Regions from separate parts of the Mus musculus genome. Here region 1 is linked to region 2. A link is a loop called in an ENCODE intact Hi-C map of the cell type or tissue named here. Cell type or tissue: heart. All regions are shown on one strand. Links, peaks and the distances in the headings refer to the core of each region. The heading gives the core; the rest is flanking DNA.

The links. Peaks named below come from ENCODE experiments on the same cell type or tissue, not always from the same donor. Only the 100,000 strongest peaks of a DNase experiment are listed, where the experiment ranks them.
Region 1: it touches region 2 in a loop (2.7-fold over the local background); 2 of 42 quality-filtered maps call a loop at or near these places.

The regions. Positions count from the first base shown.
Region 1 is chr2:180,698,325-180,705,700 of GRCm38, forward strand. Dido1 (death inducer-obliterator 1) reads right to left here and starts at 3,778. Exons shown (of 16, transcript NM_175551.4): 1 at 3,637-3,778. In heart, for the core only: a CTCF peak has its summit at 3,794; a DNase peak (open chromatin) is centred at 3,767; H3K4me3 peaks cover 3,703 bases; H3K27ac peaks cover 2,607 bases.
Region 2 is chr2:180,578,727-180,586,102 of GRCm38, forward strand. It overlaps Mrgbp (MRG/MORF4L binding protein), which reads left to right and starts at 2,496. Exons shown (of 6, transcript NM_028479.2): 1 at 2,496-2,811; 2 at 3,885-4,229; 3 at 4,675-4,796; 4 at 5,680-5,761; 5 at 6,071-6,145; 6 at 6,575-7,376. The coding sequence starts at 4,082. The coding sequence ends at 6,762. It overlaps Gm30144 (a long non-coding RNA gene), which reads right to left and starts at 3,142. Exons shown (of 5, transcript XR_001783605.2): 1 at 2,110-3,142; 2 at 550-637; 3 at 1-130. In heart, for the core only: a CTCF peak has its summit at 3,910 (motif pointing right); DNase peaks (open chromatin) are centred at 2,470, 4,015 and 4,665; H3K4me3 peaks cover 1,752 bases; H3K27ac peaks cover 879 bases; H3K27me3 peaks cover 581 bases.

The DNA.
Region 1 (7,376 bases), core at 1,218-6,217, 120 kb after region 2:
GTATCCACACTGTGTGCCTAGGCTGACTATGGCTTGGAGGATCCTTTTTTAGTGTTTCCAGGACAATCCTGCAAGCAAAGGATATGGGATTCCTGGGATGTGGAGCTCATATTTATTTCCATATTTATGCTCCAGATTATGTTAGCATTACTATCTTAAGTCCCACTGTGTACAATGAAAGCATATTACATACTAAAGTACAATCCTGTTGCCTGCCCTCTGTAGATACCTCCAGCTAACTGTGCCACTGTCCTAAGCATCATGGCAATGGCAGATCCTAACACACATCTGAGGAGTACAGACTGAATGAAATAGTACCTTCCATGTCACTAAATCATTTGTTCTATACCTTTCCTCAAAGGCAAGAAACTGATCAAGCCAATAAAAATAGTTCAAAGATAGCATCTCATAGTATAAAGGTGTTATTCTAGGTGTTTAAAGTCAAATATTCTTTCCAACTCATTTCAACAAAAAAAGCAATCATTTTTGGGGAGTGGGTTGGGGGAGGAGTAATATAAAGACAGGGTTTCTCTGTGTAGCCCTGGCCATCCTGGAACTCATAGATCCACCTACCTCTGCCTCCCAAGTGCTGGGACTAAATGCGTGTGCCATCGTGCCCGGCAATAAAAACACTTATTATTAATCCCAGCACTCAGGAGGCAGAGGCAGGCTAGTCTGGTCAACATAGTACCTAACGGGACAGCCAGAGACATAGCAAGACCTTGTTGAAAAAAACACCAAAAACAAAAGGAGCACTTCCAATTGTTACGAACAGTAAATGGTAAAAATGGATAGTTTGACAGAGCTGTCTGCACAGCACTAAGGTATCAGATGCCCCTTGACTGTCACTGGAAAGTCACTCTTTTAGAGGCTAACCTATAGTGATGTGACACTTGAAGCAGAAACATATGGAAGAAAGCAGTCATTGTGGAATAAACAGATGTACAAAAGCATAAATGTTATTTTTTTCATTAAGTTGTCTTAGACTTTGAAAATATTTCTGTTAACATAAGGGCACATGAGTTCAACTGAAAGTGTTCTACAGTGAGTAAACGGCTTAAATGTATCGGCTGTAAAATCAGTCAGTACTCATAAAGGCTCTTCAGTGTCACCAGGAACTTTTTAGTATAAAGACCCTGGAGTTTAGTTTGGGGACTGAGCACAGAGCTTCCACAACTGCTGTCTGTCTGTCTGTATAAAGCACCCTTTCTATCTAGCTAAGATTCACAAGGGCCCTAAGTAGACCCAATTGGATCCCATCCCATCCCTTCCCTCCTAACTCAGGTTCAGCCATTACTCTGAGGAGGCTGTAAAGCTTGCTACCTAAGTTCAGGCCAAAGCCCAAGAGGCTCCTGAAACTCAAGTAAGGAGCTGTGTTTCAACTGGAGCCTTCCTTTCCTTCTCTAAGATTCGTAGGAGACAATACATGGGTCCGTGTCCCCCCCCCCCCCCCCCCCGTCCTTTGGTGGATGGGGGAGGGTAGGATAATGAAGTCCAACACTGAATTCTAGCAGGGCTTCCTGTATTGTCTATTGCAGCTCAGCTGAACTCTATTTTCAAGCCAGTCAGAGCAGCAACACCCAGTACTTCCTAGACATTAACACAAATTTAAACAAGCAACAAGAAGGCTACTTCAGACCCAAACATATGCTTTTAAATTACAATTTAACAAATCCTGACAGTGCCTACCAAGCTTCTCAGGGGAAGGCCGTCTGGATATAGCTCCTAATTCCTGCTCCTGTTCCAATAAACTGTACTTTCTATCCCTAACAGTCAGACAACACCTAGGAATAAACTGTATAAACACAAGCATAGAATTAATCATTTTTAAATGTGTCTGCCACCTGTGTGCAAGGTGCCCATAGTTGCCAGTAGGCATGGGATTTCCCAAAGCTGGAGTTAGACATGGTTGTCAGCCCTCAGGTGACACTTGAACCAAGCTCTGGTTCTATAGAAGAGAAACAGGGACACCTAACAGCTGAGCCATCTTTCCAACCTTCGGAATTATTCTTTTGTTTTGTTCTTTCGAGACAGGGTTTCTCTGTGTAGCCCTGGCTGTCCTGGAACTCACTCTGTAGACCAGGCTGGCCTCGAACTCAGAAATCCACCTGCCTCTGCCTCCCAAGTGCTGGGATTAAAGGCGTGTGCCACCACTGCCCGGCCAGAATTAGTCTTTAAAACTATGTAAATTGCCCACTCACATTCCCTTATAAAGGTCTCAAAATGACCACTAAGAAAATAAACTAAAGCCTTGTCAACATGTTCTGTCTCACAGGCGAGCCTGCACACTCAGAACAAATGAGCACAACTCAGACTTTGGGCTTTGACCTCCTCTTTCCAAAGAGCTCACTATCACTGGCTGCAAATCACACAACCTTTGTAACCGAATCAACACAAAACCTCAGAGACTACTGGGTTTCTATAAAGGACCCAGTCATCTAAGACTTAAAGGAGACTCCACTCAGCAACAATTTCTTAGTTGGGGCTTGAGCATAAGAAACAGATTCTACAACACGGATCACTATGTAAGGATCTAAGTGCAACATGAATCTTTGCTCTTCTGGGTTAAACCGAAGTCACCTAGTATCGAAGGGCAGATGTGTAACATGGTAAAACATGCTGTGCTGACAGAAGTGTACAGCCTGGCACAGACAGTACTCATATGCTGAAGAGAAATCATTACTTGAGGTGCTCAGCACTGACTGAATTAAGACTCTTTAGCCTATTAAGACAATACCTACCAGAAGAGGTACAGAGAGCTTTTCTGACAGTAGAAAACTTCTGCGAACGACAGAAGGCAGGAAGACATCCCACCTCGCCTTCAAGACCTACCTGAGCTCTCCTCAGGTCCCCTAGCACACGTTCTCAACAAGCTATTATGATGCTACACATGCACTGATTGGCAGGAGGAAAGTGCTGGTCATGAGTGCTGGCAGGGGTCATCAATTACACAATCTTTTTTGTGTGCTGTTTGTCATCCTTACACAACTGAGTTTGCCTGACAAGTGTAACAAGGAGCATCCTTTTGTGGAAAATCAAATATACACAACATTCCCAATCAAACCCAGGGCCTCTTACTCAAGAGTCACTGTTGAGATCAATCTACATTAACACACACCTGGCCACCAACACTGGCAAGAGGCAATGAGCGCCCAGACAACGCCCAGGCCCTACACAGGGCTGAGGCTGGATCTTCCCCGAAGTCCCCCATGAGATATCTGCTCGTACACCCGCAAATTCGCGCCCAGGCCCAGTCACGTCCTACCACGAATGCCCTACCGCAAGTGTCGAGAACCTGCGGCCTCGGGAGGCTGGGCCCCTAACTCCGACTCAGAATCAAGGGCTCCACAGCCTCCCAGACCCAGACCATCTTGGACTACACAAGACAACCGGTGATTTCGGCAGAAACCAGACGCAGACCGCCCGCCCGGCCGGCCGGCCTCGCGCGCTCCACCGCGATCCCTCAGCCCGGGGCCGGAAAGGGCCCCGCGGGCCGCGACGCCATTTTCTCGGCGCCATCGGCGCCGCTCGCTGGAACTAGGCTGCCGGCATGGCGCCGCTCCACCTTGTCCGGAGTCCAAGTGCCGTTCGGGTCCACACGGCTTCCGCCCTCCTTCACAGTACAGAGTCACTTACCCCGGCCGCCGGGATCCCGCAGCCATTTCCAGAGCTACCACGGATATAGAGCAGAGACCAGCGAGACTACCGTCCTAGAGTGGTAGGCCGCGCGGCAAGCGGAAGAAATCGACCGGCCACCGAGCTACGGCGAGGCTAGAGCGGCTGTGCCGCCCTTCTTGCACGCATGCGCCACCCGGGTTCCCCGGAGCGCCAGCCTGGTTGGCCGGGCACGCTTGACAGATTCCCGCGTCCCGAACTAAGGGGCTAAGCTGGGAGCCAATGCCACTAAAAGGTTCCTCCAGCTATCCTTGAACAGCACCCGGCCCAGCATTCCAAAAGCTTAAACTCTGTGTCTGCAGGGACTGGTGCTTCGGAACAAACCAGCACCGGATTCCGGTGGGAAGGAGCCAGGAAAACCTCAAAGCCCTGCAGCTCTCGCCTATGGCAGGGCGTGTGCAGAGCGGGGAGGGGCGCCAGCCCTACAGGGACTCACTCCCTCATACTATCCTTTACTCCTTGCCCCGTCCATTTCTTCCTAAAAATGGACCAGGAGCCAAAGTCCAGGCATTCGTGCCTACAAGGGCCCCACCCCCAGTCCCCTCACGAAGGCATTTAAGAATTTCCCCCCCTAGCGCTAACTACAGTGATATTCCTTCACTGTCCCCCATATTACTTAAGGAAACCAGAAAGAGGTCGCAACGTGAACACTAGCCACATTGCTCTGAGGGCAGTTAATGCCGGGATAGACGCTCAGCTTTGCCCCATACAACCAGCTTCTTATTTATGTAAGCACACAGACACAACGCTAGGAAGCCATTCTTCTGGACTCTAACTTCGGCTTCCTGTAACAAACATGTGCTCCGGTCTAGTAAGGCCTCTCTCACATTGTAGAGGCCTCCAATGCTCCATTCAGAAGCCCAGGTCTTGAGTAGTTTTCTTTCTAACATTTCCCAAGATTACATGACAGCTCATGGGGCTTCCTTCAGTACAGTAGAAGGCTGCTTCTGCTTCCCTTGGTGAGATCCTTCAATACCACCTTTCAGATTCTAGTCAAGGAGGAGCCTACCCTGATTACTCAACTCTGCCCTTGAAATAAGTTCCCAGCATCCACAAGCGGCCAAACAACTCCAGTTCTGGGGATCCAGTGCCCTCCTCAGGCATCAGGCACCCACTGCATGTACACATACATAAAAGCAGACCATTCATACACATTAAATAAACATTTTTAAATATAAAAAACTAAAACCCAACATTTAACTTACAGTTCATTTTATTATGTGCAGTGCTGGAGATGGAACCCAGAGCCACCCTAGGGCCATGCTAGGCATGGAGTAATCTGTAACAGCTAACTTTAGATAAAATGCGTTTACTTGCACAGCACTGAAGAATCCGATAACAAATCACCAGCTGCTTTGCACGGAGGGCAATAGAGTAAAGCACCAGTCTTCGATTTCACTTTAAAAACAGCAGGGTCCAATTTGCAGCAGATCTTTATCTGGCAGTGCTACATCCATACACAGCTGAGACCCAACACCAACCATCACAATACCGAGAGCACAAGGTACTGGCAGCACAGAAAAAAGCCCAAAAAACCCCCAGCAATTTACAGACTTTGTAACCAGGTGTAGTGACCTCTGTATTACAAGCACTGAGGATGCTGAGGCAGGAAGATTTTGAGTTCCAGGACAGCTTTGGCTACAGAGTGAAATACTTAGAACAAAACAAAACAAAACAAAAACAAATAAAAACCAATCAAGACAGCCAGGGAAACACTGTGAGAAGTCTCAAAGGAAAAATAAAAAATAAAGAGTGCACATGTGTCACAAACTGATGAGTCGACAGAAGAACAGAATCTGTGCCAACCTGCCTATAGAAAGAGAGAGGTTGGGGCTAGAGAGATGGCTCAGCAGTTAAGAGAATTGGCTGCTCTTCCAGAGGTCCTGAGTTCAATTCCCAGCAACCACAACAATCTGTAATGGGATCTGATGACTTCTTCTGGTGTTCACGGAGATTTAGAAAAAAGTCAATGACCTTTCTTTTTTTCCCAGTTTATTTCTGCCTGCATGTATGAATGTGCACCATGTGTTATGCCTAGGACCCCACTTAAGTCAGAAGAGTGTCAGATCCCCTGGAATCGGAGTTGTGAGATTGTGAGCCACCTTGTGGAAGCTGATAATTGAACTTGAGTCTTCTACAACAAGGGCTCTTACCAGTGTGATACCCCTACAACCAAGATATGGTGATTTATAGGAAAAGGGGAAGTGATACAAAAATTACCTCCTTCCAACAGAGAAAACTATTTGAGTAAATGTGTAGCTGTTTTGCAGCTCTCTTCAACAGAAGCCAAGGACTCCAGAATTCAAGGGTTTACATTTTTTTTTCCTTTTAAGAGTAAAAGAAAGCATCCATGGAAACAATGTAGTTCTGGCCAAGCCTTTAATCCCAGAACTAGGAAAGCAGCAGGCTGGTCTCTGTGGTTCAAGGACAGCTTGGTCTGTCAGCTGAATGAGACCCAACCTCAAGGGGGCAAAAGTTATTCTGCGAAACACAGCAGGCATCCTGGTAACTGATTATTTACCTAAAGGAAGCATTTTGTATTTTATCCTCAGAATGCTTTTCCCTTTTATAAAACTCGGTGATAAACTGCTACCCTTTTTCACAATGACACAACTTCCAATTCCTGCCTTGGCTTGCAGAATAGTGGTACCTCTGATCATACGGTAGCCTCTCCGACAACTTTTATGACTTCTCTCCCCCAGGTCTACCTGTTACACACAGGAAGTTTAGCTAGTTAATGAATCCACCAGGCTGACATTTCTGTCAACTTGGCAACTGTCCCGGGTTACAGCCAGTGTGGCTGTCCCAGGACACGCCCCACCTATTTTCTACTCTCTTCCGTCCTTGATGCCATTGTACAGGTCATGTACATGTCCGGCCCCACTATCCTGTCTGTTCCATACACACTGTGGAAGCCCTCATCTAATCAGTCTGGATCTACCCCTTCACTTGTCCCAGGAACCTTCCCGTGTGTACCCCAAACTCAAATCGGTTCAAAGCCTAACACAAAAATTGGCTCACAGGGATGGGAAGACAGCTCAGTGGGTAAGAGCATTTGACATTCAAGCAGGGGCAGGCACAAGCATGGGCCTGTAACCTCAGTGCTGTGGATGGTAGTGACAGCCAGACAGGACTGCTGGAGTATGCTGGCTACTGGCTTAATTTACAGTTTAGTGAGAACTTGTCCTAAAGAAATAAGGCAGAGCAAGAGAACACAGGCCATCTCCTCTGGCCTTTATGCACTCCTGCGTGTGTACTCACCCACACAAAGACAAACCACAAATGAGCTGACTTCCCCCTTTGCTAGTGTTCACACGGGGAGAGGAAGAGCCTTGACATAGTACACTCATTCATTCCCTAATCAGCAGTCATATAAAGAACCTAACATGCACTGGACACTTTACTGAGATGCCCAGTACAGAGAATGTGACTATTCTCTGTGTGTGTGTTCATTCATTCACGTGTGTATGTGAAGCTGCACATGTGTACTCAGGCAGGTGTCCTCCTCCTCAATCTCTTGTTTTTGAGAATGACCCCTCACTGAATCTGGAGCTCACCAGTTCAGAGACATGGGCTTGCCAGGAAGTCCCAGGGGTCTCGTGTCTGCCTGCCAGCTCTGGGATGACAGAAGCCACAGTACCAGTCTTCTGTACACAGATCAAGCTCAGGTCCCTTTGCTTGAGCATTTTACTAAGCCATCT
Region 2 (7,376 bases), core at 1,423-6,422:
AAAGAAACACTTGCCTTCTGGGTATCAAGGCAATCCTTCATAGGCCCCCTCTGAAGAGCTGGATCCTATTAAAACGCTAAAGTGGCTCAGGAGTGCACCTTTCCTTGGGTCTTGTTGGTGGCTTTCAGAGCTGGAATAGAGGTTTGCAAAGAGTTGGTGAGCACTGCCCCCTACAGGCAAGACTTGGCAGCCTGGCTGCCGCAGGTCCTCCCCTGAAGGCCTTTGTAGGTCCAGTGAAGCCCTTAACTTTGGAAGACAACAAGCAGCTTTAAGGAGGATGGAAATAATTACCTAGGTCCTTTAATCACACCAACTTACCATAAACAAGAAGATAGAGGGGGTGGAGCTAAGCTATGTTATTCAGGACACAGGTGTCCTACTTAGCTGCAATCCCAGTAGGAAAAGACTGGGCCTGAGCTGGAAACTCAAGGGTCCTATCTGATGGCTGCTTAGTTCTAGGCTCCCTACTTCCAATGCTCCACAGCCCATAGGAGAGGACAGCGTAGCTGTTCTTAGTGTTCAGATGGTGTCCAGAGGATGACCCATTACCATCAGGTGAACACAGCAGAACAGGATCCACAGCAGGCTGACTCCAAAGTAGAGCTTGTCCTCTAGAGTCCTGGGTCTCCTGTATGTGCTAAGGGAACAAAATGGGGCCAGTCATGCTGTGGGAAATTTTACCACTTCAGTGATGCAGTCTGCAAAGAGACAATGTGACCAAAGGCAGATGGATGGCATCTGACCAGAGCCTTTACAAATGCTCCTCCCATTGAATCCAGTTCTTGTGACCAAGAGAGAAATGTTCCTTTGGGAATGGAGATAGGCTCCTTCTAGTTAACAGTGACCACCTCCTTCCAGAGACAACATCAGATCCTCAGACAAGCAATGCCATTTAGGAGGCTGGAGATGCACCTCAGTTGGTAGGGTTCTTCCCTGGCATGTATGAAGCCCTGGGTTCAATCCCCAGGATATATACCAGCAGATATCTGCTACCCTAGCACTTAGGAGGTAGAGGAATGGGGACTGAAGTTCAAGGTAATCTTTGGCCACAGAATGAGTTTGAGGCCAACCTGGGATACATAAGACCTTGAATAAGAAATAACAGTTGGTTGAGACCTAGACATGGTCTGGGGAATAGTTCACACTGGTCAAAGTAAACTAGACTGGTGTATAAACTATTAGGCTTGTATATTCATTAAATGAAGGAGAGCATTTCTATGGCCTTTATTTCTCACCTGAGCCCAGTCTGAACCCTTCACACTAGGATCAAGAATCCCAGCACTTGTATCTATCTTGTATAAAAGACTTAAGCAGCAGGAGTCGCAACAAATGAGAAAGGACTTGACCAGTTGGCTAGTAGATATATATCATTGTCTACTTTGTATCTGGGAAGTAAGGAGTCTTGCTACAAAGCTGATTATATCCTGGCCACCTGGAACCACCTGAAGACCTCACGGAGAAGACAAATCTGGGCAAACTTCACCAGCCATTTCTACAGAAAGTTGGTGGTGTGCCACACAGACACCTGCTCCAGACCAAAGAAATCCTTCTATCAGGTTTGAAGGAACCTCTCAGCTCCCAACAGGTGTGAATTCACTTTGAAGCTACGGGATCACACACATGATCATGGGCTAATGGTTTCTCTACAGCTCCTTGTTAGAGAGTGATAATCACAGGAGCGCTACAAAACGAACAAGCACAGCTTCCTCTTAATTCATGCTTTTGGACTAGAGAGCCTACATGTTCATGAAAATAAGAAGTTAGCGTGGGATAGTAGGCGGGGTCTTAGCTGCTGACCTTGATGCTCAGCTACTTCCTACTACCTAACAGAGAGTTCTGCAGAGACCTGCTGTGGCTTCGTGGAGAGAAAGAATGAAGTCATCCTTCTCTCCTAAACCATCCAACCTGTCTATAGGCATCAAGTCTATATTGCCAGTCACGCGTTCTGAAGTAACAGACGGATGTTTGCAAATGTCATGGCTGGTAGGATGTGGTCTGAGTACAGAGATCGCACAAACCAGAGAGGACCAGCTAGGATAGATGAGGTTGAGGGTTACATAGGGAAGCTCCCTGAAGAAGGACGCACTCCAAATTGAAGGAGTATCCTACCTGGTAGGGGTGAGACTAAGGTGGACCGGAACCAGAAGCAGTCAGCAGCAGAGTCTACCATGCCTTAGATATTCAGAGAATAACCAGGATATTATCAATCAGCTCCTGGGCACTTAATATGTGGCAGCTCTTAGGTTGGGAACTTGCTTTATGACATGTCCCAGATGGTAGATTATGCTTCACCCAGCCGTACAGTAACTAAGCCAAGTTCTGCATGCCAACCAAGCAGAGGCAAGGGCACCGCCCCTGTGAGATCATAACTCCCAGCTGCATCATATCCACATGATAGCAGTGACCCCACACCCCCTTATGAAGCTTTATTGGGCCACACCTCCCCTGTGGCATTGTGGGAACTTTTCCACCAGCTACGCTTTCACAGTGGGAAAGCTGAAGCCTGGCCACAGACTGCTGTCTGGCTCTGAGCTCTGAGCTGTCCCAGACAATGAGACAGGTCAGAGCCAGCACCCTCCATGGTTCCCTGCTGTGAGCATTGTCTGGTTACAGGCCTGAATGAGGGGCAAGTGGAGTGTCAGGACTGGATTCAAGGCTTGTGGCAGCCAGCAAGTGATCCTTATCAAGACCCAAGAGTTCAGAGCTACAGTGGCCCCATAGCACAAAGGAGAACAAAGGTTCTCAACATCTTAGTCTGAGAGGCATCAGTCAGAAAAGGGATTCTGATGCCTGGCAATGGCTGAGGAATGGGTAAGTAATGAAACCTGGATGGGTGGCAGGGTAGGACCCATGGCACAGCTGACTGGGGTGACTCAGGCCCAGAAGCAACCATGTTCTTAAGGCTGCTGTGCCCAGCCCTTGGCCCTATCCAATCCCATGTAGAGCTACTAACACCTGCCTGAAATTCTGACAGTCTGAGTTAATCATCCAACCACTTCTGGAGTGGATCCACTGTAGGGACAGAATGGAGGTACAGGTAGGTAGCAAGGCCGACAGGACCTGGATTTCTGTCTTCTGATGCCAAGGAAGCACTTAATTCTGGGACTGTCGTGCACTCAGGTCAGGGCTACTGAAAGATATACAGAGCTTCACTCCTACAAAATGTGATTGTTGGGCTTTAAATTTTTAAATTATTTATGGTGTGTGTGTGCAAGTGTGCATATACCATGGAATACATATAGAGGTTAGAATACAACTTTTTTTTTTTTTTTTACTTATTTTATTTATATGACTATGCTGTAGCTATCTTCAGACACACCAGAAGAGGGCATCAGAACCCATTACAGATGATTGTGAGCCACCATGTGGTTGCTGGGAATTGAACTCAGGACTTCTGGTAGAGCAGTCAGTGCTCTTAACCGCTGAGCCATGTCTCCAGCTCTAGAGTACAACTCCTAAGAATTGCTCCTCTCCTGCCAGCTCTAGGATCCAGGGGTGGAGTTCCAGTTATGGGCTGTGCACAAGGATCTCTATTAGATGGGCCATCTCACTAGCCCATGGGATGTTGTTGTTGTTATTGTTGTTGCTGCTGTTGTTGTTTAAACTATTTTTCTTAAACAGTTTTAGTGAGATGTAATTTACATATTGTACAATTTATCTCTGGCAAGGAGAGACACACCTTCACTTCTAGCTGAGTTCTTTTCCAAATTACCTAACCAGGTGAAGCCCAGATTTTTGGGCCGTGTGTGTCATGCTATGCAGACTTGGCTGACTCAGAACTCCTGCCTCTCTCTCCCGAGAGCTAGAATTACAGGAGTGTGTCACCACGCCCATCTGGTGCATTTTTAAAGCATAAGGTTTGTTCCCTCGCCTTCTCCGGACAGAGCCGTAGGCAGTAAAAGGTTCAACCACCAGGAGTCGCTGCTGCACCGGAAGCCAGTCTTCGCTGCGCCTGCGCGGACGCGGGCACGCGGCGTTCTCCAGCCCGGCGAGTGCGCGCCCTCCACACCAAGTGCGCCTGCGCGGAGCCTGTAGTATTTTCCCCCTTCTCGCGCCGGGCGCTCGTCAATCGCCGGCGGCCATGGGGGAGGCCGAGGTGGGCGGCACGGGCGCCCCAGGCGACAAGGGCCCAGGCGAGGCAGCCCCGAGCCCTGCTGAGGAGACGGTGGTGTGGAGCCCTGAGGTGGAAGTGTGCCTCTTCCACGCCATGCTGGGCCACAAGCCTGTCGGTGAGCGCCGCGCCGCGCACCGGCGTGGGGGTGGGGCGGGATAAACCGTCGGGCGGGCTGGCGGAGCCTGCGACCTCCCACGGGACGTGGCCTCCCACTCTGGGGTGCCCTACTAGTCTAAGAGCCTATGACTTTCCTGCCCGAGAAGCCCTCTCCCTGGGGACACTCCTGACTTCCCTGCCCTTGAGACACTCCTACCCCAGGGAACGCCTCCATTCCCCCCCACCCCCCCACCTCTGCAGCCCCCTGTCCTTGGACCCGCCTACTATACACACCCTAGCCCCTGGAACACCCACCTGCCTTGTGGCACCTCTCTTCCCCTTTGACATGTGACTCCTGCAACACTTGCACCTGCGGGTTTGCCCACTCCTGCCCCTCCTTCTTCACCCATGTCCTACGCACAGAGGTGCTGTCCTAACCCTCAACCCACTGTCCTACCTCTCAGGGGTGAATCGGCACTTCCACATGATTTGTATCCGAGACAAGTTCAGCCAGAATATTGGGCGCCAGGTTCCATCCAAGGTGATCTGGGACCATCTGAGCACTATGTACGACATGCAGGCACTGGTGAGTTGGATCCTGGCCTGCCCATTTACGGGCTGACCGTGGAGTCAAGTCCCAGATCCTGTCAGCTGTGGTACAGGACAGAACCCTCTTCTCACTTGGGGTTTGGTATGCAGAGCAGAGGTGATCTCAAAGGATGAGGCTCCTTCCTCAGAAAAGCTTAAGTCCTGTTGTGAAAAGCACAGACTAGCGATGATCTCTGACTACTTTTTCAGGGCACCTACCTACTTTAGATTGGGTGGCACAAAAATCGTCGAGGTGATAGTTGAGGTCTGAGATGACAAAGAAGCCTTCAGCCACCGTAAAAAGCAGTAATGGTACAGCGTCAGTATAGGAGGGTCCAGAGTCGTTTGAGAGTCTGTATACTGTGGGAGCCAGACTCCTCCTCTTCAGAGAGCCTAGAGATAGCTGTGTCTTGATGGGTAGCTAGGTAACTGGTTTGGAGAGCTGGCAGTGGCTGATGGTTCTGCAGGTAACTAGTAACCTTGCTAGTCAGGTTTGTCTGTCTTGTCTGGTAGGCAGTGAGACCAGGTGACCAGGATGGGTAGAGCTGTAGGTGCCTTTGGTTGTTCATGGTACCCCTGGATACATTGGCCTGGTGGGAGTGTTACAGTGGTGAGCCGGGTCAGGTCCTTGTGTGCACATCAGCAGAGCTGCTGTGTCTCCAGGGCTCACTCAGCGGCATGGTCCTCTCCTCTAGTTTTGTTTGGCTGGTGCTAGCCTGGTCCTCTCTAATCATCTGAAAAGCCCAGCTGAGGTGGACTCTGCAAGCTGGAGCAAGGACCCCACCAGCTCGCAGCCTCCAGCCTGCTTCTCCTGTACATCTTAGTGAGCTGAGATCCTATTTTCTGTTTCTTGAAAATACAAAAATGCTTTGTGCCGGCAGCACGAGTCTGAGATTCTTCCATTCCCAAATCCAGAGAGGAACTTTGTCCTTCCAGATGAGATCATTCAGGAAGTCCGAGAAGGTGAGACTCGGCCACCACCAGGGCTGGGAATAAAAAAAGCCTCACCAGGCCAAAGGTGGGGCGGTCTGGGGCCTCCAGGGAGGTGTAAGGATCCTGCTCAGACCATACCTCCAGTGGCACCTGGGAGGTTTTGGGAGCCAAGGGCTGGGGAGAGCGGTGCTCAAAGGCAGTCTCCTGATGGATGCCGTCTCGTGATGGACGCCGAGGCCTGTGTGGGCAGCGAGAATCGGAAGCAGTCATGGCCAGACCGTCCCCCAGCGCTGGCCACCACCGTGGGTTTCCAGTGAACGGCAGCTGTCTCCTCCACAGGAAAAGTGGTCATTGAAGAAGAAATGAAGGAGGAGATGAAGGAGGATGTGGACCCCCACAGTGGGGCTGATGATGGTGAGTGTGAACTGCCCTTTGGAGCAAACATGTCTCCCCCCCAGTCTCCTCACCGCAGGCCAGCCTCAGGCAGAGTGAGGTCAGGTAGCCATGGAGTCAAGAGTGAATGGTCACTTAAAGATGAACTCAGTGCAGGTCATCTTAGGCAGGATGGCCCCTGGGGGCCATGAAGGAAGGAACCAAGGGCCAAGGATGGGGGCCTCTGAGGGCCAAGAAGGAAGGGGCCAAGGCCGGGAGCATCAGGTGGGCTCAGACAGGAGACCCCCTGGGACTCCAGGTTTCTCTTCAAGCCCAGCTGTTCAGGGCACTTACCCAGGGGAACATAACTGGGTACAAAGAGCCTGATGTACCTCTGATTTCTCTAGCTGAACAGGAAAATGAGATGAGTGTCTGTATATTCTATTTCAGCCAAATGATTTTGTTTCTCAGTTTTTTCATCTTCAGGGAGCTTGGGGAAAGCATTAGAAAAATCCAGCAAAGACAAAGAGAAGAACTCCTCAGACTTGGGGTGCAAAGAAGGGGCAGACAAGCGGAAGCGCAGCCGGGTCACTGACAAGGTCCTGACTGCCAACAGCAATCCCTCCAGCCCCAGTGCTGCCAAGAGGCGCCGCACATAGACACCTCATCCTCAGGTGGCCACAGAGATGCTCCAACTGCCTGTCTCCAGGTCCCTGGGTGAATGTGGCCATCCAGCAGAGATGCTAGTGGGGCTTCCGCTGTGTCATCAGACCTCCAGAGCACCTGATTGGCCCAAAAGACCAGCAAGACCCTTGTCTACTCTGCAGATGGTGAAGCCTTTGAGGCAGCCTCTTGCTTTCTCCTGTGGGTCCCTTGTGCCCACAGTGTGTAGAGAAGAGCAGGTGCATGGGGCCAGGGGACCAAGAGTCAGCAAGCAATAAGACGCCACCCTCACTGTCCTCAGGAGCCAGGCATCCTCCCTGGGTGCCCACTCTTTGCATCTGCTTTTCCTGTAAGACTCCACTGTGCACTGGCATCCAGAGAAGGTGTCTTTGGAGTTCACACAGCACACACTGTGCACAGAAGGCCTCCCCATCTGGGAAATAGAACTGGATATTTTGCCTCATTCACTTGTACTGTAATAGTGTATATAACTTAGTTGGTATTTCACTATTTAATTTTTAAGAAGCCTATTTTACTAGTGTTTTGTATGAAGAAAAATACTGCAGAAGTTAAACCTGTGATGTGTTTTTTTGAGCTGTTTTGTTTTAAG